Linked DNA regions of Homo sapiens: region 1 is linked to region 2. The links are chromatin contacts, found by Hi-C or POLR2A ChIA-PET in ENCODE. All regions are on one chromosome and are shown on one strand. Each heading gives the region's core, a stretch centred on a gene start or an enhancer-like site at or near the end of the contact. The rest is flanking DNA. Distances are from core to core; before and after follow the strand shown. Region 1 overlaps SGMS1 (sphingomyelin synthase 1). Region 2 overlaps SGMS1 (sphingomyelin synthase 1).

The links. A loop is a pair of places that touch in the nucleus more often than their neighbours do. ChIA-PET counts read pairs that join two places held with the same protein, here RNA polymerase II (POLR2A). Pooled maps may share reads with other maps.
Region 1: a loop to region 2 is called in a pooled map, with 5 times the contacts of the local background. The contact joins two enhancer-like sites. A Hi-C loop is called at or near these places in 1 of 168 maps with a recorded cell type or tissue (Caco-2), 1 of 37 single-sample maps with no recorded cell type and 2 of 50 pooled maps. POLR2A ChIA-PET finds 5 or more read pairs at or near these places in 7 of 52 experiments (AG04450, CD8-positive, alpha-beta memory T cell, H1 and 3 more).

What each region holds. Positions count from the first base shown.
Region 1 is chr10:50,537,341-50,541,308 of GRCh38, reverse strand. All of the region lies in intron 2 of SGMS1 (sphingomyelin synthase 1), which reads left to right. Among named protein-coding and RNA genes, the nearest start is that of SGMS1, 85 kb to the left of the region's middle. RefSeq lists an enhancer at 2,264-2,473 and a silencer at 2,466-2,760. Within about 2 kb of position 2,093, at least 5 of the 41 ENCODE cell types and tissues checked have a DNase peak (open chromatin) inside an H3K27ac peak, as active enhancers do.
Region 2 is chr10:50,573,492-50,577,392 of GRCh38, reverse strand. All of the region lies in intron 2 of SGMS1 (sphingomyelin synthase 1), which reads left to right. Among named protein-coding and RNA genes, the nearest start is that of SGMS1, 49 kb to the left of the region's middle. Within about 2 kb of position 1,361, at least 4 of the 41 ENCODE cell types and tissues checked have a DNase peak (open chromatin) inside an H3K27ac peak, as active enhancers do.

The DNA of each region.
Region 1 (3,968 bases), core at 844-3,343, 37 kb after region 2:
GCAGTAAGTGCTATAATTTAGAAAACCAGAGACTTACATGGTAACATCTCTACTGGATTAAGTCTTCATGAGTATAACAGCATAAGTATTATAAAACTTAACTAGAATCGGAAAATAGAAGATAAAGAATTAGTGTTTTGTTTGGATCTTACCTTTTTCTGTGCCTGAAACCCCCACATTTTCAAAAGTCCTTTCCCAAGGTCTCCAACGCTGGTTGGTCCTGTTGCCTTGTGGAGTTTCTAATTGAATGTATCTGAAGCACTTCAATCAGAGCTGAATCTTGGTCTTCCATGCTGTCATCCCCTGTATTCTTTCCCAAACCAAGTTTCTGTTGATTCTGCCTCCAAAAAGTATCTCAAATCCACCCTCCTGGTCCAGTCACCTGGGTGACTGCAGTTGCTATTCATACTCACTGTGACTCTTTTCCACCCTCTTTATGAAATGGAAATCTGGTAATTCACCTCCTTCCCCTAAAAGCCAAAACAAAAAACAAACAAACCTGCAGGACTCAACTTTTCCATGACTTCCCATGATCTTAAGTTGAAATCATAATTTCATAACCTTAGTGACTCGCATGACCTGGCAGTTGCCCACTAATCCCCAGCCCTCCGTGTTCCCCCTCTTCAATCCAGTCATGGTGGCTTAGTTTTGGTTTCTCTGAGATAGCATTCACTTCCACTTTCCTCTCTCTTTTTTCAAATTGTTGACTTTAATTATTTCTTTAGTTCCCCCTTAAATCTCATTTTGTCAGAGAAAGCCTTAGGTTAGAAACCACCTTATTGCATGACATTGACCCCCTTGATAGCAGTCTGTTGGTATATGTCTAGTGGCTGGCATATAGTGGATGCTTATTCATATTTGTTGAGTGAAAGAATGAGAGTAGTGGTAATTGTGAGTATTTTAAGTGCTGCTAAATACTCTGAGAGTTGGCATATCTAGCATGAGGTGTGGCACAGATGCCACCATTTTTTTTTACCTGCCAGACGAGCCAGTCTATTTATTACTAATTTATCACCACATCCTTCCCCTGGGCTGGCTTTCTTAGTACTCTACTGGTCTGTGTGAATTGGCATGTGGCATGAAACCTATTTGACATTTCTAATCTAGCAGAAAATGTCATCACCTTCTGGATGTTTAGGTCCTTGTATTGACCTTTAAACATGTTGCATAAACTTTTCATGCCTTAATTTTCATGCCAGTCTAATACAGGTCATCAGATTGTAAGATAAGATAATTCTTTCATGAAGATTAAGTAAGAAATACTGAAAAATTAGTAGAGCATATTCAAATATAAGGTTGTATAATTACATTCAGTATGCTTTGACATAAATAATCATTTTCTGTTTAGCCACTCTCTTATGCAGACTAAAATGTAAATTTTATATACACATAAATTAAACTTTCAGTTGCATAGGCTTATCATGTCTATATATGAGCCTTACAGCAGGGACTCTAATTTTCTTTCATAATTAAGTTGATTTCTTGTTTCCATTGGACTTTTACTTAATGTTTATTTTGCTAGTGAAAGATCCATTTCAAGGAGATAGAATATAAAACATCAAGAAGAAGATGCTCATTTTAAATTCAGTTTACTATCATTCTGTGGCAGTGTTTCACAAAGCATACCCATGGATCACCTGTATCAGAAACATGTGGGGATGGTTAATTTGCAGGTTCATGCCCCCACAACTTACTGAATCAGAATTTGAGAGGCCCAGAAAACTGCATTTTAAAGTGATCACTTTGTACTTTAAATAAGCTCCATAAGTTTGAGAATCAGGTCCCATATAATACTTAGTGTATACTGTGTCATTAATAAATTTCGAACAGGATCCATAAAAGATGGCTCATTCACCGACCTTTTCAGTCTCACCTGAGCATATAGATGTTATCAGAAAACATATCAATGCCAACACTATACAATAAAAGGTGATGATATTGATTGTGACTAAGGTTGAAAACAGTCTATGACCTTATTCAACTGGAGCACAGAGGATCAACAAGGGGCATTGTTCCTAGATGGCTAAAACACACTGGCCTTCCGGGAACAATGGCCCTTTGACCACAGCTGACACAGGCGGGAAGGAACTAGACAGGGGTCAGATCTCCTCAGTCCAGCAGTGAATGGGTGGGGCCTATGGTTGAGTCCTCTGGAGAAGCCCGGCAGGGGAAGGCCAGCAGTGCCCTTCATGCTCACCAGGGCTGTCACTGTTCTGCCCTCCCTGGATGCCCACATGGCAAGAACGCTTGCCCTGAGCAGGAGGACAGGAACAATACCTGTGTTTTAAAAGTTGGCATTGCCAAGTGTGTAGGATGTGCTGCTCACCGAGTTCGGTGGTTTCCTTGTATTAGTTCATGTAATCAGCTTAAGTAGGGGAAATCCAGGGTGTTGATGAGAAGGCATTTCATGGCAGACTTTAACCCTGGACTGGATTCTGGGGAAGGTTACAAGTCTCCATCTCCTGTTCTTATCAAAACTTGCTCTACTCTTTTGGATCGCCTTTGACCACTTAATGATACTTACAGCTTTTATCTCACAGTTCCACCTCCAGATCAGTATTGTTTTCTGTCATTTCCTGAATGTGAATTCCATCCCACTAAGTAGACACAGAAGTTGTCAGTGGGGAATGGTGTCATCCCTCTCCTCTGGTGTTTTGAAATGTGTGGGAACATTTTCAGTGGTCATGATGATGAGGGGTGTGTATATCAGGATTTAATGTCCTGAGGGTGTGGGATGCTAAATACCTTTCAGTAGTTGGGAGTGGGAGGGTCCCACTTAATGAAGGATTGTCCTGTCCAGAATGCTGAAGGCACCCCTGATAAGCTATCTCTTTTTTTTTTTTTTTTTTTTGAGATGGAGTCTCACTCAGTAGCCCAGGCTGTAGTACAGTGGCATGATCTTGGCTCACTGCAAGCTCCGCCTCCCGGGTTCATGCCATTGTCCTGCCTCAGCCTCCTGAGTAGCTGGGACTACAGGCACCCACCACCACGCCCGGCTAATTTTTTTGTATTTTTAGTAGAGACGGGGTTTCACCATGTTAGCCATGATGGTCTCGATCTCCTGAGCTCATGATCTGCCTGCCTCGGCCTCCCAAAGTGCTGGGATTACAGGTGTGAGCCCACCCACCCACCCCTGATAAGCTCTTTGGTTTTATCTGCATCTTATCCAGCACCTTATTATTATTTGTTTAATCTCTGTATTTCCAGAGCAGGATCTCACTCTGTTGCCCAGGCTGGAGTGCCGTGGCATAATCATAGCTCACTGTAACTTTGAATAGCTGGGCTCAAGCAAGCCTCCTGCCCCAGCCTCCTGAGTAGCAGTGCCTTCTTGAGAACTGACCAAACATTTAATATGTAATGGGATTCATATGGCTTAATAGATGCAGTTTGAGCTTAGTTACTTGTAGGGTAAATAAGCAAATGGTTGAAGCCATCTTCTTGGATGGCTTTTGTGCTCTCACAGTGAAGGTGTCACTCTTCTTGAATTCTGCTTTGTAACCTCATTCTTCCTGACGGTACAATGTAGACAAGCTCTATGACCTAGGGAATAATCCTAAGCAGCTACTGTTCCACTCAGGCAACATTCCTATTTCAAAAACTACCAGCATGTAGTCCCACTGAAACCTTGGTTTCACAAAAAGAAACAGGATGGGGAACATCACACACCGGGGCCTGTTGTGGAATGGGGGCGGGCAGGGGGTGGCGGGGAGGGATAGCATTAAGAGATATACCTAATGTAAATGACGAGTTAATGGGTGCAGCACACCAACATGGCACATGTATACATATGTAACAAACCTGCACGTTGTGCACATGTACCCTAGAACTTAAAGTATAATAAAATATATATATATCTATATATATATATAAAGAAAAAAAAGAAAAGAAACAGGATGATGCTAAGTAAATTAAGTGTTAGCATCATGAAATGGGGTAGAGGGCTGAGTACCCCAACATTTTATCTCTGA
Region 2 (3,901 bases), core at 112-2,611:
CATGCTCTCCAAATCTGTCTTCTTGTTCCTAATGTATATGGTAGTGAAATGAACTGTAGGAGCTATGTCCATTAAAGACATAGACAAGGGTTTTTATTGCTAAGAGGGAACCATGCAGAAGATGACAAATTAACTGACCATCACCCAGATTGGGTTTTCCTGAGCTGTGTCATCCCCGTTGATCATCACAGTTGTTGCCTCTGCCACAAGTGCACTTTTAAAGCTCCAGCCCAAGCAAGTTACCCCTAGCTTAACGGAAGCAGCCTGAGTCTTCCAAAAGACTCCTCTGAATTCTGAGGGCCAGCCAAAGAAACTAAACCTTTTTTATGAAAAGGAAAACTATCACTGTTCTTTGTAGATACTACCAGTTTCTGATCTTGCCTAGAACTAGTTCACTCCCAGGGCTTTAAGTCCCAGCTCTATGCAGTATTTATAGATGACAGGATAAAAGAGCCAAGGAAGAGCCAAATACTTACAGTTTCCAAGTGGATTTAGATTATTTGCCCATAGGACAACCATTGTTTCACATTCTTTTCTTTTGCCACCATGGTGTTGGCACTTAGCATGTGGTAATTATAATTTGGATTCTTTAACACACTTCTATTGGCAGAAGCTTATGTATATACATGTGGTGCAATGGGTGACATCAAAAGTGCTCTCCGGAAATAAGGGTTGCACTTATGACATAGATGATTTTCTGATTCAAAAAATTTGTGAGCTATTATGAGACAGACAACAGCTTTGTCATTAGTCATTTGAGATTGTTATGAATAGGCCCCTCATCTGGTTGAGAATTCACGTGCCCAGCTTTTCTATGGGAAAAATTGTTCTTCAGACAGAGCATGAATGAAATATTCTATCTATTATGGGACTCCCCCTGCTTTTGGAGGGGGATGAGAAGAAAGGGTGGCATTTATGGAATTTGGCTATTCTGCCAAAAGGGGCGTGCTCCTCCAGTGGCAGCTGTGGTGGCTGCTGGGAGGAAAGTGGGGACAAGGGTGACTCTGAGATGAGTGTACTCGATCAGGGGCTTCAGAGGTTGCTGGCTTTTCACAAGAGACCTCAGTATATGATGCCTGTGTGGAGGTCACAGTTATGACATTCTCTGAGAGATTTACTGTTGGGTCTATAATGAGGATGAACTGGCCATTGTGTTTAAAGAAGTTGGGTCTCACCTGCAGGGTGAGCTGCCTCAGCACATCCATTACCTGTCTTCTCAGTGGGTACCTCATGGATCAGAAGCTGGGGCCGAGTAATACAGTGTTAGGTGGTTGGTGTGGTTCCCATCTCCTGCTTGACTTTTGCTGGGAAAGTGTCTGTAGGTTCCACTCTCTCTAACATGGGAAGTGATGCCAGAGGGAAAGGAAGAGGCAAGGCAGATGCCGCTGAGGTTGGTGCTGTAGTGGACATAGCTCAGGCAGGATGTGAATGGGGCTAGGGCTCTGGGAGTAAAACAGCTCTGGGAAGATCAGAAACATGTGTTAACATGAACAGTTATACTTCTTTCCTTTATTTCTGTTTTGATTTTCTGTGGAACTTAAAAAGCCTTTCAGAAGGTATTGGAAATGTATTTATGCTTGGGCCATAGCTTTCTTGCTTTTGTTTTTTCCCTAGCCTTATTGAGATATAATTTGTATACAAAAACCTTCACATAATTAATGTATACAATTTGATGAGTTTGGACATATGTATACACTTGTATTGTATTACCACCACCACAGTCGAGATAATAAACATATCTATCACCTCCAAAAGTTTCCTGTGTCCTTTGTGTGTGGGGGGAGGAGGGTGACGGGGGTAAGAACACTTAATGTGAGATATACCCTCTTTTTAAAGTTTATTTATTTTTGAAACAGCATCTCACTGTCGCCCAGGTTGGAATGCAGTGGCACCATCATAGCTCACTGCAGCCTGGAACTCCTGGGGTCAAGGGATCCTCCTGCCTCAGCTTCCCAAGTAACTACAGGTGTGCACCACCATGCCTGGCTAATTTTTTTATTTTATAGAGATGGGGTCTTGCTAGGCTGCCTAGGCTGGTCTCGAACTCCTGGCCTCATGTGATCCACCCACCATAGCCTTATAAAGCGTTGGAATTGTAGGCGTGAGCCACTGTGCCTGGCCCAGATATACCTTCTTAAATTTTTAAGTGCATAATGTCTTATTGTTAACTATAGGCACTATATTGTACACTATGTTGTACTATGTATGGAACTTACTCATTTTGTTTTGTATGTAACTTCATATCTATAGAACAACAGCTGCCCATATCCACCCCCGTTCCCTGGTAATCATGTAGTATTTGTCCTTCTGTGACTGACTTATTTCACTTAACATAACGTCTTCCACGTCTATGTTGTTTCACATGGTTGAATTTTCCTCTTTTTTAAGGCTGAGTAATACTTTGTTTTATATATATATATATATATATACACCACATTTTCCTTTTAAAATGTTTATTCTTTTAATTGACATATAATAATTACATGTACTTATGGGATACATAGTGAGATTTCAATACATATGATGTGGTGTGATCAGATCAGGGTAATTAGCATATTCATCATCGGAAACATTTGTCATTTCTTTGTGTTGGAAACATTCAACATCTTCCTACGGTACCACATTTTTCTTTATCCATTCATCTGTTGATGGACCTCTGTATTGTTTCCATATCATGGCTGTTGTGAATAATGTTGTGATAAACATGAGCATGCAGGTATCTCCTCAAGATCCTGATTTCAGTTCTTTTGGATATATACCCACAAGTGGGATCACTGGGTCATATGGTAGTTTTTAACTTTTTGAGAAATTTCTATCTTGCTTTCTATAGCAGTTGCAATTTACATTCCCACCAGTAGTGTGCAAGGGTTCCAACTTCTCCCTGACCTTACTAGCACTTGTTATCTTTTGTCTTTTAAATAATAGCCATTCTCACAGGTGTGAGGTGATATCTCATTGTGGTTTTGATTTGCATTTCCCTGATGATTAGTGATGTTGAGCATTTGGTCATAAACCTCTTGGCTACTTGGATGTCTTCTTTGGAGATATGTCTGTTCAATGCTCATTTTTAAATTGGGTTATTTGTTTTTATTGCTATTGAGTTTTTGGAGTTCTTTATATGTAATAGATGTTAATCTTTTTTCAGATATAAGGTTTGCAAATATTTCCCCCATTCCATAGGTTGCCTTTTCACTCCGTTGATTCTTTTCTTTGCTGTATACCATATCTATTTTTGCTTTTCTTACCTGTGCTTTTGGTGTTATATCCAAGGAATCATTGCCAAATCTAATATCAAGAAGCTTCCCCCCTGTGTTTTCTTCTAAGAATTGTATAGTTTCAGATCTTATGTACAAATCCTTAATCCATTTTGAGTAAATTTTTGTATATGATGTAAGACATGGTTCAATTCCATTCTTTTGGATATAGATATCCAGCTTTCCCAGAACCCTTTATTGAAGAGACTATCCTTGCCCCATTGTGTGTTCTTGGCACCTTTCTTGAAGATCAATTGGCTATATGTACATGGGTTTATTTCTGCATTGTTTATTCTGTTCTATTGATCTGTATGTTTATCTTTATGCCAGTACCATAATGTTTTCATTACTGTAGCTTCATAATATATTTTGAGATCAGGAAGTGTGATATTTCCAGCTTTGTTCTTTGTTTTTCTTGCTTAAAATTCTTTTGACTATTTGGGGCCTTTTGTGGTTTCATACAAATTTTAGGATTTTTGTCTTTCTATTCCTGTAAAAAATTTTCTTTGGGAATTTGATCAGGATTGCATTGAAACTGTAAATTGCTTTGGGTAGTATAGACATTTTAGCAATATTAATTCTTCCTATCCATGAATACACGAAATCTTTACATTTATGAGCAAAGTTTTATAGTTTTGTGTACAAGT